Linked DNA regions of Homo sapiens: region 1 is linked to region 2. Evidence: chromatin loops called from intact Hi-C (ENCODE). Cell type or tissue: PC-3. All regions are shown on one strand. Each heading gives the region's core, and the rest is flanking DNA. Links, peaks and the distances in the headings are about the cores only.

Region 1 (15,617 bases), core at 3,599-11,598, 120 kb after region 2:
TTTTTAATAGGGTTGTTTTTCTCTTGTAAATTTAAGTTCCTTTTAAATGTTGGATATTGGACCTCTGTCAGATACATAGTTTGCAAATTATTTTCTCCCATTCTGTAGGTTGTCTGTTTACTCTGTTGATAGTTTTTTGTCATTGTTGTGCAGAAGCTCTTAAGTTTAATTAGATCCCAGTTGTCAATTTTTGCTTTTGTTGTGTTTGCTTTTGGTCTTTGTCATGAAATCTTTGCCCATTCCTTTGTCCAGGATGGTATTGCCTAGCTTGTCTTCCATGTTTGTTATAGTTTTGGGTTTTACATTTAAGCCTCTAATCCATCTTGAGCTGATTTTTGTATGTGGTACAAGAAAGCAGTCCAGCTTCAATCTTCTGCATATGGCTAGCTAGTGATCCCAGCACCCTTTATTGAATAGGGAGTCTTTTCCCCATTGCTTATTTTTGTCAGCTTTGTCAAAGATCAGATGGTCACAGATGTGCAGCCTTATTTCAGGGCTCTCTATTCTATTCCATTGGTCTAGGTGCCTGTTTTTGTACCAGTATCATGCTGTTTTGGTTACTGTAGCCCTGTAGTGGAGTTTGAAGTCAGGTAACATGATGCCTTCAGCTTCGTTGTTTTTTGCTTAGGATTGCCTTGGCTATTAGAGCTCTTTATTGGTTCCATATAAATTTTAAAATAGTTTTTTTCTAGTTCTGTGAAGAATATCATTGGGAGTTTGATAGAAAGAGCATTGAATCTGTAAACTGCTTTGGACAGTATAGCCATTTTTATATTGATTTTTTTCTATCCACGCACATGGGATGTTTTTTCATTTGTTACGCCTTCTCTGATTTCTTTGAGAAGTGTTTTGTAATTCTCATTGCAGAGATCTTTCACTTCCATGGTAAGTAATATTCCTGGTATTTTATTCTTTTTGTGGCAATTGTGAATGAAATAGCCTTTCTGATTTGGCTCTCGGCGTGGCTGTTGTTGGTATATAGGAATGTTAATGATTTTTTACATTGATTTTGTTTTTTTTTTTTTTTTTTTTTTTGAGACGGAGTCTCGCTCTGTCGCCCAGGCTGGAGTGCAGTGGCGCGATTTTTTACATTGATTTTGTATCCTGAAACTTTGCTGAAGTTGTTGATCAGCTGAAGGAGCTGTTGGGCTGAGACTGTGGGGTTTTCTAGATATAGAATCATGTTGTCTACAAATAGAGATAGTTTGACTTTCTCTCTTCCTATTTGGATGTTCTTTATTTCTTTGTCTTGCCTGATTGCTCTGGCTAGGACTTCCAATATTATGTTGCATGGGAGTGGTGAGACAAGGCATCCTTGTCTTGGGCCGGTTTTCAAGGAGAATGCTTGCTTTTCAGAAACTCATTATATGTGCGAAATGTATCAATATTGATATGTTTAGTTTATTTAAACTTTTTTACTCCTATGTAGCAGTCAATTTTATGACTATAGTTTATTTTTTGATTATTCTATTAATGAATATTTAGATAATTTCCAGTGTTTTGCAATTATAGAAAATGAGTCCATAAATAATAATGTCATCTTGGGTACATGTGTGAGTTTCTTTAGGTTCTGTGCCTAGGAGTGGGTAGCAGGTGTATACATCTCTACTTTACTAGGTAGTACCAAAATTCTGTCAATGTGGTGATGCTCCCACAGCAGTTCATAATGGTTCCAGATCTCTGTCAACACATGGCCATGCCAGACAGTAATTATTCCTAATCCAATTTTGTTAACAATAAGAATGTGTTCATGTTTTACTCATTTAATTAAAAAGAAAGAAAGGGAGAAGGGAGGGGGTGAGCAGAAAGAAATAAGGAACAGAAAAAGAAAGGAATCCAGTTTCTGAGCCAATGTGCAACTTCAGTGTTTGGACAGGGTAACTGGCGTCACAGGAAGGCCGTGTTGAGGTATAGACCTCTTGTAATTGATCAGGGGATGCTTACCTCTCCTTCTATTAAGGATTACACTAGCCTCAAAATTGGAGGTTGAGAAGAGCCTCTAATGATTTTAACTTGGGGAGAAAAGAGGTAAAGGCAGGCAGAAAGTAAAAAGGAGATGTACCCAGAAGCCCTTCTCAACTGGACCAGTGAGGAATACATGATTCAATCAGCCATTCAGCCATTTTATCTCCAGCTGGTTTGGCTGATTTTCTAGTGTGTTTAGAGGTTGACTCTTATGTGGAAAACTCATTAGTTATCCTATCATGCTTGCTTCCTCTTGGGTTATTATAAGCTCCACTATAAGGACATTTTAGCAGCAGAAACCAGAGAAAATTATTTTATGTCATTTGACAATATGAAAAATAAAATGAATTCTGTGGTGGGTGGAAATTTCACTTACTGTAGAATGTCAATGATAAATGATTTCCCTGAGCATGTAAGAAGCACCGTATATTACAGGAACTGTGGTCCCTCAAGCCCGACGTTCTGTCACCAGCCCCAGCAAGTAGTGGTGGTGTGATGAGGTCAGCTTTGAAAGATTAAGAAGTCAGTTTTTGTCACACATCCATTCAAGGTGCTTTCCTGTGTACTACAGATGTAGACCCACTTGGACACAAAGTGAATCAAATTAATCTTTTTGAATCTGAATTTATTTATCTGAAAATATCATTTATAATAGTAATTCTAACCTCCCTGAATTTTGTGGATTAAATAGGAATCATAAAGAAAGCTTTTGACAACTGAAGGCTGCATTCAGATGTTGATTTTTAAAATCTGTCACGTGTGTGTGTGAGTGAGAGAGAGAGAGAGAGAGCGCGCGAGAGCCTTACAGCATATTTGCCCTTTTATCAGGTGTTTTCAGATGTTTTTTCCATTGCTGATTAGCCTAACAGTCTTGGGTGAATAGCAGTGCATTTTCTCACCCAACCATTTGCTGTCCTGTCTGTAGCTGAATAGGGAGGCTGATAGTCAAGTGCTGGTTTTTATAAAGAAATATTTAGCACCACAAACTTTGCTATAGCAGCTTTTTCAATAAAAATCCTTTCCCTCACTTTATGTTGATTCTTCTGATCATTGTCTCTTGCTGGGGAGAGAGTTAATGTGCTTTGCCCTCCTGCGGGAAAAGGAGCAATGATGGGACTATAATGGTCAGCCTATGTTTCTCTCCGTTTTAAATGAGCAAAATTCACCCCATTGCTTGGTTGTTTAGCTGGCCTGAGAACTGGTAATTTTTCTCCAAATATCTGGTACACTTAGCAAAGTATTCCATAATTCCTAGTTCTGTTTATTTCAGAGTGGTAAGAGACTCGTGTAGATCCAGGTAGACCATTAGTCTACTAGATAAAGGAATAGCCTCTATGGTGTCATTAACCTGCACTCCTTTAACTTTTGCTTGCAACACTCTGGTGTTAGGGAGCTCACTACATTGTAAGGCTTTGCAGGGCAGCTCTGGTGATTAGGGCAGGGATGAGGAGTAGCAAGACAAATGCTAGAATGCCTTGTCTAGACCCAGGAGGTCAACCACTGCTCATGCCACTGCTTCTGGTGCTCATTATGTTGTTCATTGTAGATTTGCACTCCCCATCCTCCTTATAGTTGGGTGAGTCTTTCTGACTAGTTCTGGCCAATGAGTTTTTGAGTAGATATAATATAAGTCACTTCCAGGCTGGAACATTTCATTATCAGTTTGTGACACACACACTTTAACCCCCCACGTTCTATTTCCCTCTAGCATGTAAAATGGGAACATTTGAGATGGTGACCACTCCATCTTTCTGGATCACAGAGGGAATGAGATGAGCAGAGCCTCCTGACAATGCACACAGACATGTACAGTGAGTGAAAAATAAACCTTTGCTGTTTTACATTACTGAGGATTAAGAGTTCTTTGTTCCCAGAGTATAATCTAACCCAATCTGACTGAGACAATGGTGACTGAGAACCCATTCTCAGAAACCTTCTCAATACAGCATTTCAGCTATACAATTGAATTGTAGTTGTAGTATGAGAAGAAAAGTACCTTTCATTTTCTCTTAGTTTGAGCTGAACTCTACCTTCCAGTATCTTCCCTGACTAGGATCCAGCCACACTCTTTAGAACTGCATGACAGTGTTCAGAGATTGGAATTAGCTGCTCCAGAACCTCTGAGCTGTTTGGTCTCTCGAATGAGATCTCCATTTCCTCAGCTGCTCTACCTGTGCCACAGGGAATAATTCTAAACCTTCATTATTCTGGTTAATTGTCTAGATATGTTTTAGTATCACTGGATTATCATTATCCATGACAATTCTCAGGGTATCCTTAATCTTCCAGCACTTTTAGCATTCACGATATCTTTTAGAATCCATAGCCTGCCTGTGGCCTGTCATGTTCTGACATGAGGAGGGTGAGGGACAGTGAAAACATGTTAGAATCAATAGGTTGAATATCCTGAGATGGTCAAAGAATTACTGGAGTCAAGAGTACTAAAGAAAAGGGTTCTAGAGACAGGAAATGATGGTTTAAGAATGAGATATTTTAAACTGAAATTGTTGGGAGTTACAACTATTGGTAATGACGAACTCATGGACTGAACATTGGAGTGAGTAACTGAGGAAGTACAGAGCACAAGCTCATTGAAGGAGAGCAGGCTTGGTTCTCAAAGGAGTTATCAGACTTTTTTTAAGAGGCAAACATTTCTATTCATCTGTATTCCATATTATGTATTTTACTGTTAGATTATCTTCATAATTATGCCACTGGTGATTAAATTAAAATATTATTACATTTGTCTATCATAGGGATTAAGATATCCTGTTCTGGACTATCTACCAGCCATGTGACCTTGGGCACATCAGTTCAAGTCTCTGAGCCTCAGTTGCTTCATCTGTAAATTGGATATAGTCATAATATCTATAACCATAGGCTGTTGTGACGATAAAAATCAGCCAATGCATAAAAAACAGATATGACTCTTTCTGGCATATAGTAGCACTCAGATAATGAGAATAACTGTTCTTTATTCCATTATTATCAAAGCAGAGAAACTGACAAGGCCTAAAATCTTGGAAAGCTGCCACAGTCAACCCTAAGGGGATACCCTTATTATATTATATTACATTACGTTGCATATTAGAGCCCACCATTTATTTTCAAGCTAACCACAAAATTAATTTTTTTATCTCAGCATTTCTAGCACATAGAAACATTTCTACCTTAAGAATTATTTTGAGAAAGAACAAAACACACACTCAAATGAACACACCAAAATTCCACAAACTTGATTTGCAAATATTGTCAAATTAGATATTCATGAGATAATAAATTACAGCTTTTTATGGAAGATGTGTTAAAAATCCTTCAGGACTTTGAGAAAAGCTTGAAGCTGGAGCAGATCTTTCTAATTTTCTTGATAGGGAACTAGTGTGCCACCTCTGCCCCTGTGCTGCTCTCTCCAACCTTTGACATTCTCTGAGCTTCTTTAACTGCATGCATCCAGTACTGATAAATCAGGAACACTCCAGTGCATTCATTTAGACAAGACACCTGAAGTGTGTCTTGTCTATCGAAACAGCCTAGCTCTTGAAAGTCATATTTTTCTAGGCCAGTAATTCTCAATCACCCCAGATCAACTGCTACTCTCTTTTTAAAAACAAATAGCTTGTAATACCCCTTTACAATACTGAAATGAAATCCACGAGTAATCTAACGTATCTATACACAATGAACAATTATCAATATAATGTCTTAACTGAAATACAAAGAAGCAATAAAAGGAGAGTAATTTTGGTAAAATAACATACATTTCATTGTATAAATGCTAGGCTCATCTACAACAGAACATAATAAAGCAGTCAGATATGTGCATTTGTACATTAAGTCACCACCATGGACACGACAACTACCAACAAAGTCTAACGCAGACATGTTGTATGTAGGTGACAGGGTGAATATTTGTTCTGAACCAAATGAAAGCATACCCTTCCCTTTATTCAGTGTATGGAAATTACCATGCAAGATTCTTTTTATTTATAAGTAAAAGGAGTTATGTTCTAGATTAGATAATTACAAACAAATTTTTCACTTACACAAGTGGCTGGTAGGATGTTCTAGAATCATGGAGAATGTGGCCTGTAGAATGATAATTTTCTTATGAGGGATTGTCCCTCATGTTGTAATGTGAAACCTGTCCTTCCTCTAGATTTGTGTTGTGCTCCCCAATCATAACTACAACCCAGTATCCCAAAGATATCTCAAACATCCCCTAGGAGATGGTGCCACTTCCACCAATAACTAGGTTCTAGATAGGTTGACTGGTATCGATACAAGGAAAATATTTTTAAATTACTAAGACCACCCTAAACAAAATAAAACAAAAACAAAAACAAAAACCCACACACACATAAACAACACAAAAAATACTCTTGTCCCTTCTCTTTTATACACCAGATAGGTCAAAATGCAAATCTAATCATGTCACCCCCAGTGCCAACCTTCTTAAAACAATCACCGAATTAATGATAATACATAAATACTTAGTACAACTTCCAACCCCCTCCTGATGTGTGACCCTTGCTGGCCGCATCTGACATGAGGCATCCCCTCATTCTCTGCACTCCAGTGATCTTTGTCTCCTTTCAGTTGCTGGACGAAGTTATGTAGCTCTCACGGCTGCACTTTCCAGCCTCAGTCCCCAGTGTTTTCTGCCTTTTTTCTGTCAACTTCTATTCCTCTTTAAGTTGCAGCTCAATTATCATCTCCTCAAGAAAGTGTTTTCTGTTCTCCCATCAGGGTCAATGTTACCTTGTGTACCTCCCTTTATAATATCCACCATAGCTGTAATTTTATGTATATGCAGTTATTGGATTCATGTCTGTCTCCTTCAGTAGCCTCTGAGCTCCCTGAGGGAAGGGACTGCCTGCTTCCTCTTCTCAGTGCCTGAAATAGAGTGGACTATCAAATACTCTGTTGAGTGCATCTAGATATGATTAAGTTGGTGAAGGAATGGTTGAATGAACAAATGGACAAACATATGCCTATATCTAACCTGACATTCCTTGGCCAAGCCTCTTTTTGAGTCAGAGAGTTTGTTTGTTTTCTGCTTGGAGCTGGGCTCACACCCAGCTGCTTGGAGAAATTAATACTCTTGTGTATGACCTATTTGGCAAGAGCAGTACATTATCCTTCTAGTGCAAAGTGAGAAGACTTAGGTGTTGGCCAGAGTGCAAAAGATGGGATTCACAGGTGAGGGAAAAGTCTTTCCTTATTCTTCAGTTAAACAAGTAACCCATAAGCATACAAATTCATGTAGTTTAAAGTTCTAGTAATATTCTGAATGAAGAAGTCTCCCATCATCTTCAATACCCTGCCCAAAATATTTATGATTAACAATTGGGTGTGCATTCTTATGGCCATGACCTCTGGATCTACTTATATTAAATATGTGTATATGTATGCATACATATGCATTTCTGTCTCCCTCTTCTTCTCAGTTTTTATTTTATTCAAACTCCTATGATATCATATAATGTATATTGATGTATAATTTTTTAATCTACTCATGTTTTGGATACATTATATTATTTTATTGTAAGTATAGCACAACTTCTGTACAATAAAATAATAAATAAGATAAATATAATATACATACAATAAAATAATAAAATGTATTTAAAATAAGATTTTTTTAATTTAAAAAGTCATTTAAAAAATTATTTTAAGTTCCAGGATACATGCACAGGACATGCAGATTTGTTACATAGGTAAACATGTGCCATGGTGGTTTGCTGCACCTATCAACTCATCACATAGGCATTAAGCCTCACATGCATTGGCTATTTTTCCTGATACTCCCCTTCTCCCCGTCCCCCAAACAGGCTCCAGTCTGTGTTGCTCCTCTCCCTGTCTCCATGTGTTCTCATTGTTCAGTTCCCACTTATAAGTGAGAACATGCCGTATTTGGTTTTCTGTTCCTGTGTTAATGGCTCTATTTTAGATATAACAAAAGGTACTGAGAAAAAACATAAAAGAACACCTGTGTGTCCATGACCCAGCTTAAGATATAAAATATTACAAATATGACTGAACTCTCTGCTGATCAGATATATTCCTGATGAAAATCAGATCTCCTTCTGATAAAAAAAAAAAACTCTTCTGTCTGTCTTGACCCTACAACTACTTCCCTGGTTTCATTGTTTATGCATGGCTGTATACTTTTTATTATATGTATATGGATCCCTTCTCATTCTTTTTAACACCTGCATAGTATTTTTTAAGGGTATCAGTGTGCCATGATGTAATTAATCACTAATAGATTTGTGAAGTTTTGTACCATTTCCAAGTGTTCAGTTTTACAAAAAACTATAGCAACACACAACCTTCTACATGCATCTCTGGACACCTAAGCAAGTGTTGGGGCATTTCCCTAGAATAGATATGTTAAAAATGTGCATTCAAAAATTTCGAACATACTGCCAAATTAGCATCCAAAAAGCTTTACTAATGTGTCCTCCCATAACCAGTCCTGAGAGTATGCTTTCAGCACACCCTTGTCAATTCAAAAGATTGGCAATTTGGTGTTTTTTGAGTCTGACTGGTGGAAATTGTATCTTATTGTTTGAAGTTACAATTTCCTGGCTACTTATAAATGTGTGTGTCTTTAGTTAAGCTCATGGACAATTTGTAAAAAGAAGAGTGATTCTACAATATGTAATTCATTACCACTTGCTCTATGAGGACAGGGACCTTATCTGTCTCCCTGTCAACTATAGCTCCATGGCCAAGCATGGTAAATAAGTAATAAATATTGATTGGTTCGTTAGTTGATTGATTTATAGGTTAATTAATTATCAGACCCTATGTATACTTTAAAAAAATTCTCTAAAGGGATAAGGTAATCTAAACTAGAAATAATCAGTGTAAAAAATGAAAATTGCAATGCTTATGTAAGAACAAAAAATGGGGATTAGTGTGGCCAAAAACCCTAAACTTTAAAATAGAAACAATTCAACTGAGTTCTGAAAACAAAACAAACAAATAATGGAACTGGAGAGGACAGACTTATGGTCTCTATTGGATGTAACATATATAACGTCTTGAGGAAAAGATAGAGTATTTCATTTGCAGTAGAAGATTGAAGTATCTGAAGGCAGGACTTTGGATAAAGTGGATAAATAATCACATGTTGTAGTAGTAGGTGATACAACCGTATTTCCAACATAGTCTTCAGTGGCACCATTCAGTGCTTAACTTGTATCTGTTAAGTACCTATTATGGGCCAAGAAAACTGACAAAGCCTCTGCTTTCGTGGCACTTATCTATTGGTGGGAGACAGTTAATAGACACTAGAAAACAAAGAAATATACAATATGTTAGATACATACCATCAGGAAAAATACAGCAGCATAGTGAATCTGAGAATGACAAAGTATGCTACATTCATTAGAATAGTCAGGAAAATGCTCTTTGATGGGGACACCTTTGAGCAGAGACCTAAGTGAAGACAAAAAGGGAACCTAGTGGATATTTGGAAGTGAATATTCTAGGAAGAAAACACAACAGGCGCACAGGTCAGAGCGCACTTGACATATTGGAGAAATACAGAGGAGGTGTTTGTGCCTGGAGCAGAGGGAGGAGAAGAACTGGTGGAAATCGAGATCAAAGGGGCAGCTGGTACCAGGTTCCTTATATCCTGGTATATTCTACCAAGTCTCGGTAGAAACTTGGGATATTCTGCATGAGCTGGGAAGCCATTGAATAATTTTGAGTGGAAAACATACATTGTCTGCCTTTGATTTCAGAGGTATAACTCTAGATTTTGTGTAGCACATAGACTATAAGGGCAGGAAATTGAAGACAAGATTTTATTGCAAGAAATAAACTTGTAAGAAGTAAGTTAGAGATAATAGTGGCTTGCACTAATATTAGTGGCACCACTGATGAGAAGTGGTTAGATTCAGGACAAAGTTGTAAGCTCCAAAACATCCACAGAAGGGGAGAGAACTTTGTTTAAAAAAAATTATTGAAGTTATTCTTTCTTTGTAGCAGCTTCAGGTGGATGGGCAAAAACTAAGAAAATTTCATCTATTAAGCACCACACCACAGTTTATAGCTACATTTGCAATTAAAAACTTCTTAAAATGAAGTACGCCAATTAGTAAGTTTAATAACTGGTGAGAGGAACAATACGTGCGGATTTCATATAATTATTAAGGCACTGTTATGAGCAAAACCAGACATAGGCAATGCATTTTGAAAAAAAACACAATTTTTTGTGGATTAGCAATGTAATACACATTTGATGGGAAATACTGGGAAAAAGTAAAAAAAAAAATGAAGAAATAATTCAAATTTTTTTAGATTAATATCACCTAGAGATAACCATTTTGGATATAGATAATATTAATATATGGAGTCATATGTAATAAATACAGGTATGTCATACGTATAAATATTAGGTACCATGTATGTATCATTTACCTGTACATATATATGTTTGTATATGTAAGCATGTATGTGTATGTGTATCACATACATATACCAGATTTGCATTTCAGTGTTACTCTACAACATTCAGATGTACGAAATGCCAAATTTCTTTTAATCTCTAAATTAGTTAACTTTTCTGTGAGCTCCTCAAGCTGGGTCTCAATGGTAAATTCAATCTCAGACATTTTGTGGACCTCTTCCTCTTTCTCCGTTAAGCTGGACCTTTTGCTTTTCACTTTGTCCTGGTCACCACCACGTCCACAGATCCCTTGAAGGCAAGAGGCTCTGTTGCTTCCCTGTCAAGCTTGACACTGGAGTCTTCAAAGCTTGTAGTTATACAAATCTTAGTTATTTTCTTGAGATGGAGGAAGAAGGTAACCACTCATTTCTTCTAGTATTTTTGTAATTTTTTAAAAAAGGTCACAAATTAATCTTTCACTATAGTATCTGGACCCATATATAAATACATATTTTTACAAAGGTTGAGCTTGTGCTTTACTGTTTTATACCTGCTTTTAACTTTGGATGGTATTTAGGAGAAATGTCCCTTGTCATTAAATATTTTAAACCTGAATTTCAATGGCTGTGTATTAATAAATTGTTTATGTAACCAATACCCAAATATAGACATTTAGATGTTTCATGTTCTCCAGTTATGAACAACATGGTTGTGAGTAATAATGTACAGAAATCTTTATGAACAGCTATAAGGATTTATTTCTTTTGGAATTTTTGGAGCATGAATGTTTTTAAGGCTTTTTTAACATTTGTCACAAGCATCATCTGGATATGCATTGACAAGTACTGCAATACAGTTCTTAGATTTGCCAGGTTGGAATGCCACAGCCAGCTTTTCCAAATGAGCCTCCTTTACATGATTCTGTCTTTGGCTCTAGAGATGACTAGTAACCAGGTGCAGGAGGAGAAGTAGTGGATAGAGGGTCTAATCCAGGTAGAGAATCTGAACTTCAGTCTGTCTATCTTTGGGCAACCCCACCATTATTCTCCACCTGCCTCTCCCATCACCTTCACTCCCTCATCTTCTCTTATATGTTGGGTGCATGGCAGGGCGTGTAGGTGTGAGTGTATACATGTTGGTTGTGGAATAGAATGCAGAGCCTTTCTTTTCAAAATCCTTATGCCCATCAAGATACTGGATACTCCCTGCTTCTCTTATGATTATGCCAGCCTCAAATCCTCCCAAATTCTTGCCCCTCACATTCGTTTACCACCTTCTAAACCCCATCTCCACTCCTATGAGTTTCAGCACCTTTATTTCTTCTCTGCTATATTAAATTGTGTTTTCTACCAGTTGTGTCTGGAAAAACTCCAGTGTATTCTTACTCATTATCTCTTTTCTCTGGCCGCTATTTATAGTTGTCGTTTCAACAGCCCCCAGCTGTTGAAATTACAACATGCTCTCATAATGATCAGTCATTGATCAGGCTTAGTTTCTTGCTACATTGTGAGCTAGAAGACCAGGACCAGTGTTAATGTCATTTGTGTCTATTTGAAATGAACAGAAAAGATGAATATTAATAGCTAGGATTAAGATAACAGACACTACATGCCAAACAACATTGTAAGTGTTTTAGATTTAGATTTATTAATCTTTTTTTTTTTTTTTTTTAGATGGAGTCTCACTCTGTTGCCCAGGCTGGAGTGCAGTGGTGTGATATTGGCTTACTGCAACCTCTGCCTCCTGGGTTCAAGTGATTCTCCTGCCTCAACCTCCCGAGTAGCTGGTATTATAGGTGCCTGCCACCATGCCTGGCTAATTTTTGTATTTTTAGCAGAGACAGGGTTTCACCATACTGGCCAGGCTGGTCTCGAACTCCTGACCTTATGATCCACCCACCTCGGCCTCCCAAAGTGCTGGGATTACAGGCGTGAGCCACCACATCGGGCCAAATTTATTAATCTTTATAACAACTTCGGTGCCCAGGACATGACTAGAAAATAGACTTAAAAGTATTATTAGCCTAAAGAGTACAATGTGGGAAAGGCTTCTGATATTCTCTGGAGAAACTTGTTAACTCTTTAGTGGTTTGTATGTGATGTTAACAGCTATAACTTGTAATTCAAAGCGAGGATTGGTGGCCCAAATGCACTTGTCTGGGGGAGTGGTTTAGAGACAGGATTAACAGAACTATTGAGCTGAATGAAGGGGGAAATCCCTTTGTGTTGATCACTACTTTAAACTTCTTTCAAGCAAGGGCTACCTTGTATATCAGTTTACTTGTCTAACATATATTTGTTATACTAGGCACTGTTGATACCAAAATCAGTAAGTTAGTGTGGTTGGGAGGCACAGATCTTTAAATAACAATTAAATATAGGGTGATAAAAGCTATGATATATAATTATAGGGTACAATGGAAGCATATACGACAGGGACAATATTGAGGTCAGGATGGCTTCCCAGACAATAAGATGTTTAAGCTGAGTGCTGAAGGACATGCGAGAGCTTGCCAGGTAAAGAATGGGAAGGAGAGGAAGGAGTTTAACAAGCGTGCCTCATCTCACTGAGTGAGAATTTGGGCACTTCATTTAGTGTTGGTTATGGAACAGTGTCAGAAATAAAGCTAGAGAGGTAAGTAGGGACCAGTTTAAACCAGGTCAAGATGTGCTATTGTATCAAAATTGCAATGGGAAGACATTATAAGATTTTGAACAAGAGGGAGAAATTAGCTAATTTCTTTTGGGGGAAGAACATATCTTGACTTCAGTGTTGAGAGTGTTGGGAAAGAGTAATTGCCAAGGCAGAATAACTAATTAAGAAGTAGCTCATTCATTCATTCATTCAGTCAGTCATTCATTCCACAGATACATTTGTCCCTTGGTATCCATAGGGGATTTGTCCCAGGACCTCTTTGGGGTACCAAAGTCTAAGGATGTTCAAGTACCTGATATAGAATGATGTAGTATTTGCATTTAACTTAAGCATATCCTCTCATATACTTCAACAAGGTTACTTAACAATACCTAATGCAATGGTAAATACTATGCAAATAGTTGTTATATCTATTGTTTACGTAATAATGACAAGAAAAAGTCTGTACATGCTCAATACAGGCACTATTTTTTAAAGAATATTTATGATTCACAGTTGGTTGAATCTACGGATGTGGAACCCACAGATACAGAGAACCAACTGTACTTTCACAGCACTACTATGTGCTAGGTACTGTAAAACAGTACCAAAAAGGTGCTGGAAAATACTTCAGTGAATATAACAGCCCAAGTTCTTGCTTTCAGTGATTTTACATTCAAGTTATTCTAGTGTGTGTGGGAGCGTAAAAGGTAACAGCTGTGAAAATCAATAATGCAAGTCAAGAGAATAGAGAGTGAGGGGAGGTTCTTTTTTAAATAAGTCCTCTCTGCAGAGATGAATCTGAGCAGACACCTGAATGAAGTGAAGGGTGAGCTTCTCTGGTCACTTGAATGGAGAGATCCAGATGGTGGTAGCATCAGGTGAGAGGTGGATGGTGGAGGTGGATGCATGATTGGCACCATCTGGGAACAGTGTGGAAGTCAGGAAGTCTCCTTAGCGGGAGCAGCCTGGGAAAGAGAGAGTGGTGAGAGTTGAGATGATGGAAGCAGCCAGTGGCCAGCTTTGTAAATTTACATAGGTCATGGTGAGGGTTCTGGGTTTACTCCTAGTGAGATGACAAGCCATCTTAAGGGCAGTGAGTATGGAAGTGATATGTTCCAATCTCAATATTTTTCAAAGCTCATTCTGTCTAGTGGGTGAAGAGTGGATTGTATGTGAGAAATGATGGAAGCAGGGATGCCAGTTGAGAGGACTTTGCAGTCACCAAGTGAAGCATGATGTAGTAGGAACTAGAATGGTATGACATTGAATGGCTGGTAAAGGGTTGGGATCAGGAAACGTTATGAAGTTAGAGCTATCAGGATTTGCTGATGTACTGGAGGTAGAAGAGGTAGAGACCTGGTAAAAGTGGCTTCCAAATTTTTAACCTGAGCAACTGGAGAAATAGATTTGCTATGTATTCATATGGGAAGCAGGTTTGAGGTTAGGGAAATCAGGAGTTCAATTTTGAACATGTTAAATTTAAGCTGTCTCATATACTAAGAATTTGAAGACAAAGACAAAGTAGTTAGTGGGATAAAAGTGGTTGTGATAGTCTAGGAGAAGATGAAAGGAAGCCCTCTCCTAGGGTATTGACAGCAGATTGGAGAGAAGTGAAGGGATTTAAGAGATCCTCAGAGTAGATAATGACCTAGGTAAAGGAGAAGAAAAAAATGAGCAAGATGCTCAGTTTCTGGCGTGGTCAACCGGAAGGGTGTTGCTTTCCACTTAGTGAAAGAATCCAGAGGAATGAATGACTCCCAGTAAATAGGCTCCTTTTAGGCTCTTATAGGTCTTTGTGTCTTAATGCCATGTTCTTCTTTAGACCAAACATCTCTGGTTACAAAAGAGCAGGGGTCATGACACTTTTTCATAAAGGGTCATAAAGGGAGTAAAGTTTCTCTTCGGGCCATGAAATCTCTCTCGTAATTACTCAGCTCTACTTTTGTAGTGTAAACTCAGCTAGAGGAACTACATAAATGATTGAGTGTGGCTGTGTTCCACTAGGACTTTATTTACAAAAACAGACAGCAGGCTGGATTCGGCCCAATGGCCATTGTTTGACTACTCCTGCAACAGCATAAAATTGAGCTGTTTCATCTCTCCTTTGGGCAAAGGATTTTTTGCATTATCAGAGGCAGAAGTAAGAAGAGAAACCATAGTACTTGGCAACAGCAAACCAAGATCCTGGCAAAATATGGAGAGCTGTATCCACTGGCAATTGGGCCTAGTGACAGAGGCCATCTGTTGCAAAGGAATGGAGAGCAGGTTACTATCAGAGTATGGGAAAGTCCACTTTTCCTTGAGTGCTTATGCTTAGGGTAAATGATTTACCAAAGTGGAGAGGGCATATGTGGTCCACATTTTTTCCCTGTGCTGAATTTCTCATAATCACAGGAATAATTTTGAGGAAATGATCAGCCGAATATTGAAAACATGTCATGTGTTTTACCCCAAAGGAAGACATTTCTGTGCCTGGTGAGTGTATTCCTTAACAAGTGTGTGTAAAAAAAAAAAAAATGTTTTCAACACAAACCAGAGACGCTAGACTGTGCACATATAAAGAAAAAATGATCTTGTAAAGAAAAGAAATCTATCTCTGTAGCTGTTGACTCAG
Region 2 (15,617 bases), core at 4,395-12,394:
TAACACTCCACATTTGATATGGTCTATTATAATAAATTTTTTTAAAAATACTATTAAAAAAGAAGGCAGAAAAGTACCATGGAAAGGTTTAATTCCATAAGATGACATACAAAAATAGGGACTTATAAAAAACTTGGCCATGGCCTATGTTGACCCTATGGATTAGGTAATCACTGGTTAGTGGCATATGTGCTATAATCCTACCATTTAGAACTTAATTGTTTGTTTTTCACATTAGTTTTAAGGTCTTATTACATGTAAATTGGTGTGTTACATTTTGTTCGGAGTTAAACATATTTTTCGTAAGAATATATTTAAATATGTGATGATGGCATTTTTATGAGGTCCAGTGATCCTACCACATCAGTGAAAGCTGCTTTGCCACTTAACTTTGCAAATTACTTAATCTCAGTGCATTTGGTTTTCCATCTGTAGAATGGGGATAATAAAAGGAGCTTGTTCAGAGGGTTGTTGTGTGGAATAAATAGGATAATACATTTAAGTGCTTAGAACAGTGTCTGCAATAAATCACTAACTGTTATGATGATAACAACAATGATGATGATGACCATGTTGATAACAGAGACAATGACAACAATGATGGTGATGAGGATAGTAAAATGGCCCTAAAGGATCTTTGCACAAGGCAGTACTGCAGGGAGGATCCAAAATGCATCCTGAAGGCAAAGCCTGTTCTTTTCCCAACATTTTCCACAGGAAACAATGGCCAAGGCTCCACCTTGGGAGATAACCAGCAAATATGATATCAATCTACACTTTCCCAGCTCACTAACGTTTTCCACTTATATGGAAGTAGTATGTTTTTAGCCTCAAATAATTTCACTTGAAACTTGCAAAATATGAGAAATATGAATTATCTGTCTCATGTAGCTAGTCCATATGAATCTCATTCCACACACCTGAGTGTAAAAGAGATGTCAGTTTATTTCTGTGAATGAAATGAAATCTGGCTCCAAGTCGTCATCCTGACAGGAGGACAGCAAATTTAATTCTCATTGTTTTTGGGGAGCTTTTTCCTTCTCTAGAACAAATCATCATTTTGGGGGAGCTTTTCCCTTCTCTACATAACAAATTCTCTTACCTCAGTCTTCCATAGTGGCCACTGATACTCATTCTGTCCACACTTGCCTGGTTCCTTAGTTGGGCAGCAAGGTACCTAACATGTTCAGCCTAAAGGGAGAATCTTTATCGAGACTAAACTTTCCCTCCAAGACATCCCTCCAAGGTCCTGGCTCTTCCTTAGGGGTGGCTCTGGGAATTAGAGCTCACGTTCCTATTACTGTCTGTGGAACCCACAAACCAATCCTCTCTTGCCCATATTGAGAACTCTCCTTTTAGTATCACCCTTCCCAGCACAAATGACTCCAGGAGCTCAGAGTGTGAGAAAACAAGGTTTCATCTTCAGGGCATCTCCTTTTGGCCCTAAGTTAAAGATGCAAAAAGGCCTGGCTATGTTTTCAAAATCTGTGTGTGCGTAAACAGAACTGAAAAGAAAAACCACAGAATCATCTCAATAGATGCAGAAAAGGCTTTCAATAAAATTCAACATCCTTTGTGTTAAAAACCCTCAACAAACTAGGAATTGAAGGAACATACCTGAAAATAATAAGAACCATCTATGACAAACCCACAGTCAACATTATACTGAATGGGCAAGAAGACAAACATGCCCACTGTCACCACTCCTGTTCCACATAGTACTGGAAGTCCTAACCAAAACAGTCAGGCAAAAGAAAGACATAAAAGGGATCCAAATAGGAAGAAGGGAAGTCAAACTATCTCCGTTTGCATATGACATGATTCTATACCTAGTAAACACCATAGTCTCTGCTCCAAGGCTCCTAGATCTGATAAATAACATTTGGTATTTTATTTTCTGTTTCTGAGCTATTTCACATAGGATAATTGCCACCAGCTTTATCCATATTGCTGCAAAAGACATGATTTTATTATTTTTATGTCTGCATAGTATTCCATTATGTATATGTACCACATTTTCTTTCTTTTTTTTTTTTTTGAGATACAGTCTCCCTCTGTTACTCAGGCTGAAGTGCAGTGGTGTGATCTTGGCTCACTGCAACCTCTGCCTCCCAGGTTCAAACAATTCTCCTGCCTCAGCCTCCCGAGTAGCTGGGACTACAGGTGTGCACCACCATGCCTGGCTAATTTTTGCATTTTTAGTAGAGACCATGTTGGCCAGGCTGGTCTCAAATTCCTGACCTCAAGTGATCCCCCTACCTTGGCCTCCCAAAGCAATGGGATTACAGGCATGAGCCACTATGCCAGGCCTGTAGCACGTTTTCTTTATCCAATCATCTGTTGATGGACACTTAGCTTTAGGCCATGACTGCTATTGTGAATAGTGCTGTGATGAACATACAAGTTCTAGTATCTTTTTGATATGATTATTTCTTTTCCCTTGGGTAGATACCCAATAGTGGGACTGCTGGGTTGAATGGTAGTTTGATTTATTTATTTATTTATTTATTTATTTATTTATTTATTTATTGAGACAGTGTCTTGCTCTGTCGCCCAGGCTGGAGTGCAGTAGCATGGTCAGGGCTCACTGCAGCCTCAACCTCTTGAGCTGAAGTGATCCTTCCACTTCATCCCCCTGAGAAACTAGGACTACAAGCATGTGCCACCATGCCTGGTTATTTTTAAAACAATTTTAATAGGGATGAGGTCTCACTATGTTGCCCGGGCTGGTCTTGAACTCTTTAGCTTAAACAATTCTACCGCCTTGGCCTCCCAAAGTGTTGGGATTACAGGCATGAGCCACTGTACCCAGCAAAATGGTAGTTTTATTTTTAGTTCATTGAGAAATCTCCATTCTATTTTGCATAAAGGTTGTACTAATTTACATTCCTACCAAGAGTTTATAAGCATTCTCTTTTCTTCACATCCTTACCAACATCTGTTTTTTTTTTTTTTTACTTTTTAATAATAGCCATTTTGACTGGTGTAAGATGGTATCTCACTGTGATTTTTACCTTGCATTTCTCTGATTAATGATGTTGAGAAATTTATGTTTCTTGGTCATTTGTATGTCTTCTTTTGAAAAATTTCTGTTCATGTCCTTGCCCACTTTTTAATGGAGTTACTGTTTATTTTCTTCTTGAGTTGAGTTCCTTGCAGATTCAGGATATTAGTCCTTTGTTGGATGCATAGTTTGCAAATATTTTCTCCCATTCTGTAGGTTGTCTTTTTACTTTGTTGATTATTTATTTTGCTGTGCAAAAGCTTTTTAGTTTAATTAAGTACCATTTGTCTATTTTTTTGTTGCATTAGCTTTTGAGCCCTTTGTCATAAATTCCTTGCCTAGGCTAACATCCAGAAGAGTTTCCCTAGGTTGTCTTCTAGGATATTTATTGTTTCGGGTCTTATATTTAAGGCTTTAATCCATGTTGAGTTAATTTTTGTATGTGATGAGAGATAGGGGTCCAGTTTCATTCTGTAGCATATGGCTATCCAATTTTTCCAGAGCCATTTATTGAATAGAGGGTCCTTTCCCAATTTCGTGTTTCTGTCAACTTTGTTGAAGATAGTTGCTGGTAGGCCTATGGCTTTATTTCTGGGATCTCTATCCTGTTCTATTGCTGTATGTGTCTATTTTTTGTACAAGTACCATATTCTTTTCTTGCTATAGCCTTGTAGTATAATTTGAAGTCAGGCAATATAATTCCTCTAGCTTTGTTTGTTTTGTTCAGAAATGCTTTAGCTATTCAGTATGTTTTCTTGGTTCTATATACATTTTAAGTTTTTTTTTAATTCTGTGAAAAATAACATTAGTAATTTGATAGGAATTGCATTGAATCTGTATATGGCTTTAGGCAATATGGTCATTTTAATGAGTTTGATTCTTTTAATTCCATAAGCGTGATGTTTTTCCATTTGTTTGTGTCATCTCTGATTTATTTAATTAGTGTTTTGTAGTTCTTCTTGTAGAGATCTTGTACCTCTTTGGTTAAATGTCTTCCTAGGTAATTTATTTTTTGTGTGGCTTTTGTAAGTGGTTCTTGATTTGGTTCTCAGATTAAACATTATTGGTGCATAGAAATGCTACTGATTTTTGTCTGTTGACTTTTTATTCTAAAACCTTACTGAAGTCATTTATCAAATCTCAGAGTCTTGGAGGAGTCTTTAGGGTTTTCTAAGTATAGGATTATGTCGTTAGTGAACAGAGGTAATTTGACTTCCTCTTTTTCCAATTTGATTGCCTTTTATTTCTTTTTCTTGCCTGATTGCTCTGGCTAGGACTTCCAGTATTATGTTGAATAGGAGTGATGAGAGTGGGAATCTTTATCTTGTTCTGGTTCTTAAAGGAAATGCATTCAGTGTTTCTTCATTGAGTATAATGTTGGCTATGGGTTTGTTGTATATGGCTTTTATTATTTTGAGGTAAGTTCCTTCAGTGTCTAGTTTGCTGAGGAGTTTTATCATGAAGGGACGTTGGATTTTATTGAACGCTTTTTCTGCATTTCTATTGTGACAATTGTACAGCTTTTGTTTTTAATTTTGTTTTGTGGTGAATCACATTTATTTATTGATTTATGTGTGTTGAATCATCCTTGCATCCCTGGAATAAAACCCATTTGATCATGGGTCACATTTTTATGTGCTGTTGGATTCAATTTGCTAGTATTTTGTTGAAGATTTTTGCATCTATATTCATCATGGATATTGGCCTGTATCCTCACCTGATTCTGGTATCAGGGAGATACTGGTTTCACAGAATGAGTTAAGGAGGAATCTCTCCTCCTCAATTTTTTGGGAATAATTTTGGTACCAGCTCTTTTTTGTATGCTAGTAAAATTTCACTGTGAATCTATCTGGTCCTGGGCTTTTTTAAAGGGGGTTTATATTACTTATTCAATTTCACTACTCATTATTGGTTTGTTCAAGATTTCTACTTCTTCGTGATTTAATCTTGGGAAATTGTGCATTTCCAGGAATTCATCCATTTCCTGTAGGTTTTCTAGTTTGTGTGTGTAGAGATACCCAAAGTAGACTCTGATGATATTTTGCATTTCTGTGGTATCAGTTGTAATTTTACCTTTATCATTTCTGATTGTACTTATTCGAGTCTCCTCTTTATTCCTTGATTAATCTATGTAGTGTGTATAAATTTTATTTTATCTTTTGAAGTAAGCATTTTTTTGTTTCGTTAATCCTTTGTATTATTGTTTGGGTCTCAATATCATTTGTTGCTTTTCTGGTCTTTGTTATTTCTTTTCTTCTGCTACCTTTGGGTTTGGTTTATTCTTGATTTTCTAGTTTTTTGAAGTGTGACAATAGGATGTTAATTTGTGACCTATCTTTTTGATGTAGGCATTTAACACTATAAACTTCCTTCTTAGCACTCTTTTTGTTGTATTACAGAGGTTTTGGTATATTGTATCTCTATATTAATTTACTTCAGAAAATATTTTTATTTCTACCTTAATTTCATTGTTTACCAAAAGATCATTCAGGAGCAAGTTGTTTAATTTCCATGTATTTGTATGGTTTTGAGAATTCCATTTGGTATGGATTTCTAATTTTATTTCACTGTGGTTCAAGAAGATACCTGATATAATTTTGATTTTTTAAAATTTATTGAGATTTGCTTTGTGGCCAAGCAAATGGTCTATTTTGGAGAAGGTTCCATACTCAGATGAGACAAATGTATATTCTGTAGTTGGTGGGTAGAATATTCTGTAAATGTCTACTAGGTCCATTTGGTCTGGAGTCCAGTTTAAGTTCAGAGTTTCTTTGTCGATTTTCTTTCTCAGTGATCTGTCTAATTCTGTCAGTGGGGTGTTGAAGACCCTCACTATTATTGTGTTGCTGTTGATCTCTTTTCTTAGGTTTAGTAATATTTTTTAAAATGAATCTGTGTGCTCCAGAGATGGGTGCATACATATTTAGAATAGTTATGTCTTTTTGTTCAGTTGAACCCTTTATTATTATACAATGACCTTTTCGTGTTTTTTTATATTGCTATGGATTTAAAATCTGTTTTATTTGATATACATATAGTTACTCCTGCTTGTTTGTGTTTTCTGTTTGTGTGGCATATCTATTTCTACCCTTTTACTTTGAGTCTGTGAATATCTTTACTGGTTAGGTGGATTTCTTGTACTCAGAAAATGGTTGGGTCTTGTTTTTAAATTTAATTTGCCAGTCTATATACTTTAAATGGGGCATTTAGGCCATTTACATTCAAAGTTATACTGATATGTGATGTTTTTGTTCCTGTCATAATGTTGTTACCTAGTTTCTTTGTAGTTTCAGTTGTGTAATTGCTTTATAGGATTTATGAGCTTTGTACTTCCATGTGCTTTTAGGATCATGAGTATTTTTCTTTTGCTTTCATTTTAGAATTCTTTTGTGCATTTCTTGTAGAACTGGTCTAGTGGTGAGAAATTCCTGTAGTACATGCTTGTATGAGAAGGGTTTTATTTCTTCTTCATATATAAAGCTTAGTTTGGCAGGATATAAGATTCTTGGCTGGCACTTTTTTTTAAGAATGCTAAAAATAGACCCCAAATCTCTCCTGGCTTATAAGGTTTCTGCTGAGAAGGCCATTGTTAGTCTGATGGAATTTCCTTTATAGGTAATGAGATGCTTATCTTTTGCTGCTTTTAGGATTTTTTCCTTGGTATTGACTTTGGATAGTCTGAAGACTGTATGCCTTGGTGGTGTTTATCTAGCAAATGATTCCTCAGGTGGTCTCTGATCTTGTAGCTGGATGTCCACATTTCTAGCAAGACCAGTGAAATTTTCCTGAATTATTTTCTCAGATAGGTTTTCCAGGCTCTTTACTTTGTCTTCTTCTCCTTCAGGAATGTCTGCATCTCATAGATTTGGTAACTTTACACAATTCCATTTTTTCCTCAGAGGCTTGTTTCTTTTTTTTTTATTGTTTTTTTTCTTTACTTTTGTCTGACTGGGTTAATTTAAAAGACCTATCTTCAGCCTCTGAAATTATTTTTTTCTGTCTGTTCTACTCTATCTTTAAAGCTTTCAACTGTATGTTGTAACTCCTTCAGTGAAATTTTCATTTTCAGAAGTTCTGTTTCTTTGTTTTTGTTTGTTTTAGATGTCTATGTCTTTCCTATACTGAAATGTTTTTCTGATTTCTTTGTGTTGGTTTTCAGCTTTCTCTTGGATCTCACTGAGCTTATTTACAATTTATATTTTGAATTCTTTATCTGTAATTTCAGAGTTTTCTATTTGATTAGGATCCATTGCTAGAGGGCTAGTGTGATCGTTTGAGGAGTATTGCGACACTGTTTTTTATAGTGTCAGGGTCCTTGTGCTGATTATTTCTCATCTGGAGAAGCTGCCACTTCTTATTTTTGAATTTAATTTCATTGGAATGGCATTTTTTTCCTCCTTGAGGGTGTGACTGTTGTGTATATTGGTTAGGGTCCTTTGGATTTACTTCTATATGCTTTTAGGAGCCAAGGCCCTGTATGAACTCCTTGGTATAGACAGCCTTAGTGTAGTGGTTTTCTCAAATGCTAGTTGTTTCTGGATTATAGTGGTGTACTGTTTGTATGAGCAGGCTTACTGTCTCCTGCAGAGATTGGAGGTGATCTTGGAAGCCTTACCTTATTCCCAAGCACTAGTGCTGTATACTTCTGTCTGCAGAAATTATGTTGGGTTGTGCAGTTCACCCTACAGTCCAGTATGTGGTGCTTGTGGGTAAGAGCTGTTTAAGCACTATACGTTGGTGTCAGCAGAAGTTATAATGGGCCATGCAGGTTGACCCCCAGCCAGTAGGCGGTGTGATTTATTCATTTATTTTGTTGCATTTGGAAACATATAGAGGACCCTGGAAGCACAGCTGAGAGAGAAGGTGAATGGAGTGGAATCTCGAGAATACTGGCATGACTTAGTCTGAGATTCTCCTGCTCTATACACTCTACATATTAGAGCTTCAGGGACACAGAATTCAACCCAGAGTGGCAGGAGGGCCCCTTACAATCACATTGTTATAGTAACTATAAAGACTGAAAAATTCAGTCAAACTTCCCCAGATTTTCAGCTACTTAGTATTTAAAAACTTGAGAATAAATGACAAATTGCTTGAATTTTTTTCTTTCCTTTCAGCCTAAATATGAAGGTTTGCTATGGTAGACAAACATCTTTAAATCCTTGGATTTAAAGGATGGAGGAGATTTTAGCATCTGTCCACTTTGCAGTTTTTTGTTTTTGTTTTTTTTTCTCCGGAAAAGCACTGTGCTGGGTTATTTGGTTTTAAGCAACAGAAACCCACTCTTCATAATGTATGCCAATGAGGAATTTTTTGAGAAGATCTGGGGTAACTCACAGATCCCAAAGAAAATTAACATACCAGGCCTTAGAGAAGGCTGGCCTGGACATATGGGGAGCAAAACTAGGCAATTTTTGAGTCATCTTGGGCTGACATAACAGAATATCACACACTGGGAGGCTGAAACAACAGAAATTTATTTTCTCAGAGTCTGGAGGCTAGAAGTCTAAGATCATGGAGCTGGCAGGGTTGATTTGTGGTGAGGCCTCTTTTCTTGCATTGTAGACAGCCACTTTCTCATTGTATCCTCACATGGCCTTTTCTCTGTGTGCTCACTTCTAGTGTCCCTTTCTCTTCCTATAAGGACACTAGTCCTATTGGATTAGGGCCCCCATTTATGGCCTTGTTGGGCATTAATTACCCACTTAAAGGCCCTATCACCAAATATAGTTACATTAGGAGTTAGGATTTCAACATATGAATTAGGGCTGGGCAGGGATACAATTCAGTCTTTCACACCAATCTTCTTAAGTGCCTTTGGGGGGATGAATCTGCTCCAATTTTGTTCTGTTTTTGGTTTCCACACTTTAAACTTGTGTTCTCAGAGGATCTGTTTGCTCTGACTTGAGTCATGGAACCACCGCTAGGTCCAGAGTATTTAGGGCCCCTTGACTGACATCCCCACTGGTCTATGGAAAGTGGGAATGAAGGTAGTTTCTTAAAGAAAAATTGAGGAACATTATAAGAAGAAAGAAGACTATGTAGAGGAGTGAATGGATGGTGGCTAGGCAAAAGCAACATTTGGCTATTTTTTTAATTGACAATGTAATTAGAGCCCAAGTATATAAAATAACTGTGGATGTGTTCTGTTTTCTGTGGGAACAGGTAAACCTGAATTTGGCTTATTCCTCCTCTGTCTACCTCCTAGAGGTGGCCCTAAAACCATCTATGAGGTATAAAGCTTAAAAGCTGTTATCCGACTACCATTCACTCATTTCACAAATGGGGAAAGCAGCGTCCAGAGTGGAAAGGAGCTTTGCCCAAAGCTGCCCAACAAATCCAGGCAGAGTAATAATCATGACCTTGTCCTTCCAGCTTTAGTCCTGGGCAGCCCCTACTTTTGATAGCATGATCACTGTGCATTCCATTCTAAGCAAATTCAAATTAGAAACTACATTACATAGCTCCCTCGAGTATTTTTAGCTGCTAAGCACTTTTCAAGGGTTTTTTAAAACAACAATATCCAGACAGTCAAAAAGAGAAATTGCAAATATTGTGGGCAGTGCTTATCATTCATTAACAAAGATAAGATATCCTTTAAAACTGTATTGTGTGTGGCTGATCTGCTGCCTGATTAGAACTGAATGAAGCCTGGAAGGCTTTACCCATCAGTTCTCAAGCTTGGCTTCACATCAGAGTCAAATGTGGGTTCTATTAAGTGCTGGCTCTGGAGCTGTTTAACATGGACTGGATCCCAGCTTTGCCACTGCCCAGCTGTATGACTCTCTGAAGATTGCTGAAGGTCTCCAAGCCTCAGTTTCTTCATCTTTAAAAGGGGAACAAGTTTCCCCTTTTAAAATTGGGAGAATTAAACAAGCAACTGTTTAATTATAAACTTATAAACTTTAGTTATAAAATTATAAACTTATAAAATTGGGAGAATTAAACAAGCAACAGTCCTTTGTGAACAGTGTAGCATAGTAGCCTGGCCCTGATGAGTCCTCGAAAATGTTAGTAGTGGTACAGAGTCAGCTAGGTTCTTCTTCCCTTAACGTGGTTTTTAGGCTTTCCAAAACCCTTTCACATATATCCCTCACCAATCGACAACAGCTCAATAAGGCCTGCTACAATCCCATAAGACACAAAATAAGTTATTTCATGAAAGCAGAATTTCAGAAGTAAACTGGAATTGATCTGCTCTTAGAAATGAAAAGTATTCAATCTGGAAGGCTTGCTATTACATTTAAATCAAACAGTGCTTAAAAGAGCAGCAGAGGACCCTGTTGAAAGCAGAGTAAGGTGATTTCCCCTTTGAGGGTAATCATTCCCTTCCAGTGGGAAAAGATAGTCACCAGGGCTCACACTCTCTACTTGTTCCTCTTTGCAAATGAAGAATCTTCAAACCTGGAGGCCAAGAATCAAAGCATGGAGACAATTTGTTGCCTTCCTCTTGCCTTCTCTTAACCTCCTCCTTATGGTCTGAGGGCAAGAAGTATTGATAAGGTGGTGGGCAAGGAAATCTGTGACTCGTAGGAGGCACCCACAGAGCAATTCCCTGCCAGTACTTGGGGAAACCTTAAAATTGACGTCAAACTTCCTGCTCTCCCAGGAGGGATCTGTTTCCAAGAAAACAGGTTATGATGAGTAAGAAAGCAGTGTTCTGATCAAATTTGCATGCAGATTGAATTGTGAATCATGCTGGAGTTTGTGAGAAAGGTGACAATTTGTGAACAGGTTTTCATTTCTCCCAAGTTTTTCTGCAACCAAGTAAAACTAGATTTGCATGTGATATTCCTTTCTTTTTTAATCTTCTCTAGATACTAACAGTGACTTTGGCTTGCCAGGGTTTTGCCCCTTCCCTTAAAGGACCTATACCTCTGAAGAGAAGGAAGATAAAATTACAAATTCTGTTTAAAATGCCTTATTCAAATGCCTTCTCAGATAACATTCTGAGTTTATAGGTTCTGTAAAAGAATTGAACATGTGAGCTGAGACCATTGCAGCAGAATTGGTTGAGGAGCTGGGTGCCGGAGTGGGGCACTGGTAAGGTCTTGAAAGAGTCCTATGTGGAGTTAGGTTAAATAACAAAGGGAACTATTACCAGTAGGTATTCTAAAAAAAATTTTTTTTAAAGGAAGTGAATAGACAAGAATGGGTTTCAGTAAACCTAAATTTTGGAGCTGTGAGCCTCTTGTTCTGGTTATCTGTTTCTGTGCCCCCTAATTCTCTGGCCTTTGCAAACTAGTGGCATAAAACACTACCAATAATTTTATTATACTCATGGACTCTGTGGGTTGGGAAACCAGTGGAAGCTTGCCTCTGCTTCAGTGCTTGGTACTTTAGCTGGGAACACTGGAATTCTTGGGGCGACTCAACAGATGGGGGCTAGAATTATCTCAACACTTGCTCATTTATACATCTGGGGGTTAATGCCCTCTGTCCAGTGGGGCCTCAGTGAGGGCTGTTGGCTGGAACCTCTCATGTGGCCTTTCCACATAATCTCTCTGCTTCTTCCCAGTATGATGATTGAGTTCCAAGAATAAGCATCTTAAAAGGACAGGGTAGAAGCTGCATCTCTTCTTATGACCTAGCTTAGGAAGTCATGAGTGTCACTTGTCATCATGCTCCTTCCAGATTGAAGGGGAGGGAAAAAGACACCGTATCCCAAAGAAGTATCTAGTTCACATTGAAAGAAGAGCACATGGCATGGGATATTTGGTGTGGCTAGTTTTGGAAAACATGATGGGCCACACCTCCCAACAGCATCAATCCAGAACTTAAAACTTTTCTGCAATTTCTGATGGTAACATCCTAACATGTTCAATATCCTACCATGGCCCAGCATGATCTGACTCCAGCCTCTCTCTGACCCCACCACTCTCCTTTGCTCTCTGAGCTTCAGCCACACCAGTCTTCATTCTGCTCTTGAACATATCAACATTTTTCTCTCTTTGGAACGTTCAAGCATACTGGTTTCTCTGCCTGGAATACCGTTCCCCTCTTTGTATTGTTCCTCCCAAAAGGAAGATCAAAGCAGGCTGTATGGTTTGGCTCTGTGTCCCCACCAAATCTCATCACAGATTGTAATCCCCACATGTCAAGGGAGGGACCTGGTGGGAGGTAATTGGATCATGGGGGCAGATTTCCTCCTTGCTGTTCTTATGATAGTGAGTGAGTTCTCATGAGATCTGATGGTTTAAAAGTGTTTGGCAGATCCCCCCTCATTCTCCCCCTCTCTCCTGCTGCCATGTAAGAAGTGCCTTGCTTCCCCTTTGCCTTCTGCCATGATTGTAAGTTTTCTAAGGCCTCCCCAGCCATGTGGAACTGTGAGTCAATTCAGCCTCTTTCCTTTATAAATTACCCAGTCTCAGGTAGCTCCTTATAACAGTGTAAAACAGACGAATACAGTAGGTGTATCTTTTGTTTTAAATTCCTTGACCTTGTTTCCACAAGCTGTCATGTTAGTATGGAGAAAGCAGGCAACGAAGCACAAACGCTTTTATTTGCTTACACCCTGTCTCTCTGAGTCACTGACCCTAAGAGAGGTGTATAGAGAATTTTAGCAGGCCAAACCATACAACCTCTTTTTTTAACCTTCCTATGTCTGTGCAGCAGGAGAAGAGAAATGAGGATCACAAGCCTTGGCAGCCTTGGTGTCATCAGATGCTAGGTGTCTGCTGCTAACTCAGGAGATGACAGGTCCCATAGGCTGTTTTTGTTTTTTTTTTTTTTGTTTCCTCTCTCTTTTTTTAAATAAATGGGCCACTGCAACTGAAACTCAAATCCTCCCACCCTTGAAAGTGACTGCCTCATCTTGTGGGGGGGTTGGGGCGCAGGAAATGGCTGTATTCTATGGAAAAGAAGCCATGTACTCAAGTCTCAGTTATCTCTTAGGGACACCTGGGGCCAAAGAGCAGGCCAATCACTTTTACAAACACTGAAAGCATGTTTCCTGGAACCAATATAATTCCACTACTGTAAACATTTAAACCCTTACCTCAAGCAGCAACCTCAACACTGACAATTTTATCTTCTGAAAAGAAACACGTTCTTATAATCCAGAGGTTGGTAAACTTTTTCTGCAAAGGGGCAGATAGCAAATATTTTAGGCTTTGCAGAGCCGTGTTGCAGCAATTCAATTCTGCAGCTGTAGCACAAAGGGAGCTATAGTATGTAAAGAAGTGGCTGCGTCTGTGTTGCAATGAAACTTTATTTATGGGCACTGAAATTTTCTCATATTTCACATAATTTTCATATGTCACGAAATATTATTCTGCTTTTGATCTTTCTTTAAGCCATTTAAAAAGTAAAAACCAATCTTATCTCATGAGCTGTACAAAAACAGGCAGCAGGGCTGGATTTGGCTCGCTGGCCCTAGCAATTTAATTCATTACTCTGGAATACTCAATTCCCTCCAATTCACAGTTTAAAGGTCACACAATTTGCCAGGAACAACCTGGCCAGTGGTAGTGGTTTTCTAGTATTTGTACTGGGACATCACCCTCTCTGCTTTGTTAATTATTACATATTCTTTAAATATCAGTGTGAATTTCAGTCCTCAGAAAAGCTCGTTAAGAGTTTTAATTGGAATTACATTATATTTCTTCATAGTTTTCTGTACGTTTTGGTACTTATTATTTGTGTTTATACCTTTAATTTGTTCACTCATGGGATTACTGTCTGTCTCTCCTGCAAGACTGTTAACCCCAGGAGAGCAGAAAATGGGTTGATTTCTCATCGACTGTATCCCTAGCTCTAGCGAAATCCCTGACACATAGCAGAGACCTCAAAAATCTTTAATGAATGAAAGAAATCTAGTTTTCTCTTGTTTGTTTTTGTTCTTGTGCTGAAGAGAAGCAGAGCATGTGAGAAAATGGCATTTTAAAAATCAGACTAACTCTGGAGGCAGTAGGAGAATTTCTTGCTAGGGTCTTAAAATGGAGGCACTAGAACTGAACTCCAAACTCAAATCTGGAGAAGAGTGTGAGTTGTGAGAGACCATCACCTCCCATGTTCTGAAAGCTAGACCTCTATTAATTATGTCATTTTTGCTCACAATTCACGTATTTCATTCTACTCACCACAGTTATAAGTATAGATTTATTTGTGTAATCATTTGATTACTCTCTGTCTTCCCTTCATGACTGGAGTGGTTATGTATATTTTGTTTAAAAACTGTCAAAATAAGAAGACTTTTAAGACAGATACAGAACTTGAAAACTACATTAGATAAGATAAATAAACTGGAACATAAGTCCGTTAGGTTCACTTATTTGAAGCACAGTTTTTGGTCAGGTTAATTTTTCAGTTCTTAATTTTAGTCTTGCATTATTCAGGTTAATCTAACTGTATCTGATGCTCTGACAGGCTTTAGAATCTCTCTATATATTTAACATATTGTTTAAGGGCAATGCCAGAGAAAGGCTGAGAATGTATTCATTTATTCAACAAATATGTATTAGGAAATGCAAGATTACAAAAATACAATCCTTGCCTGAAAGAAGCCAAATATGGGAAACTCGTATGACTTCCCTTCTCCATTCCTATCTCATCCTTTGCTTGCTCTTGATTCTGCAAATTGGCGTTTGGTTTATGTCAGATCTGGACTAATTCAGGAAGCCAGTAACCAATGAGCACATTTGCACTGGTTTCTAGCCCTCTCTCTGAGACCTGAGAAGTTAGCATGAGTGAGGGGTTGTATTCGTCAGGGTTCTCTAGAAGGACAGAACTAATAGGGTAGATGTGTATTTAAAGGGGAGTTTATTAAGGAGTATTGACTCACACAATCACAAGATGAAGTCTCACAATAGGCTGTCTACAAGCTGAGGAGCAAGAAAGCCAGTCTGAGTCCCAAAGCCTCAAAAGTAGGGAAGCCAACTGTGTAGCCTTCAGTCTGTGGTCAAAGGCCTGAGAGCTCCTGGCCAACCACTGGTGTAAGTCCAAGAGCACAAAAGCTAAAGAACTTGGAGTCTGATATTTGAGGGCAGGAAGCATCCTGCAAAGGAGAAAGTTGAAGGCTGGAAGACTCAGCAAGTCTGCTCTTTGCAACTTCTGCCTGCTTTATTCTAGCCACAGTGGCAGCTGATTAAAGCCGACTAAAATTAAGATTAGAGGGTTCCCACCCAGATTCAGGGTGGGTTTGCCTCTCCCAGTCCACTGACTCAAATGTTAATCTCCTTTGGCAACACCCTCACAGATACACGCAGGAACAATACTTTGCATCCTTCAATCCAGTCAAGTTGGCACTCAACATTAACCATCACGGAGGTATTGTCTGTGCCTTGCATTTTTCTACACCCTGAGGATCTCCCTTCTCTGTCTTATGTGGAAAGAGACCTAAGCAAGAAGATTTGGCTCCAAGCCTGTACAAGGAATCTCCTGCTAGTAAGGGAAAGAAATCCGAAGAGCACTGTGCTGGAAGTTGGAAACCCTGGTTCCTTCCCAGCTCAGCCACAAACTCTCTACGTAGTCCTAGGCAAGTTGCTTTTCTCTCTCTGGATCTTAATTTCCTATTTAAAAAAATGAAAAAAAAAAGCTAGAAAAATTATCTCTAAGATTTTTCTGAGGGCTCACATTCTCACATTCAACTTATCACTGTATGCCTGTAGTTGGG

The links. Peaks named below come from ENCODE experiments on the same cell type or tissue, not always from the same donor. Only the 100,000 strongest peaks of a DNase experiment are listed, where the experiment ranks them.
Region 1: a loop joins it to region 2, with 1.8 times the contacts of the local background. A loop is called at or near these places in 2 of 110 quality-filtered maps.

Annotation. Positions count from the first base shown.
Region 1 is chr5:148,561,529-148,577,145 of GRCh38, reverse strand. All of the region lies in intron 2 of HTR4 (5-hydroxytryptamine receptor 4), which reads left to right. Among named protein-coding and RNA genes, the nearest start is that of HTR4, 85 kb to the left of the region's middle. In PC-3, for the core only: no CTCF peak of the experiment used is centred there; a DNase peak (open chromatin) is centred at 6,995; H3K27me3 peaks cover 4,154 bases.
Region 2 is chr5:148,679,744-148,695,360 of GRCh38, reverse strand. No RefSeq gene overlaps it. Among named protein-coding and RNA genes, the nearest start is that of HTR4, 33 kb to the right of the region's middle. In PC-3, for the core only: CTCF peaks have their summits at 7,527 and 7,739; a DNase peak (open chromatin) is centred at 7,730; H3K27me3 peaks cover 3,149 bases.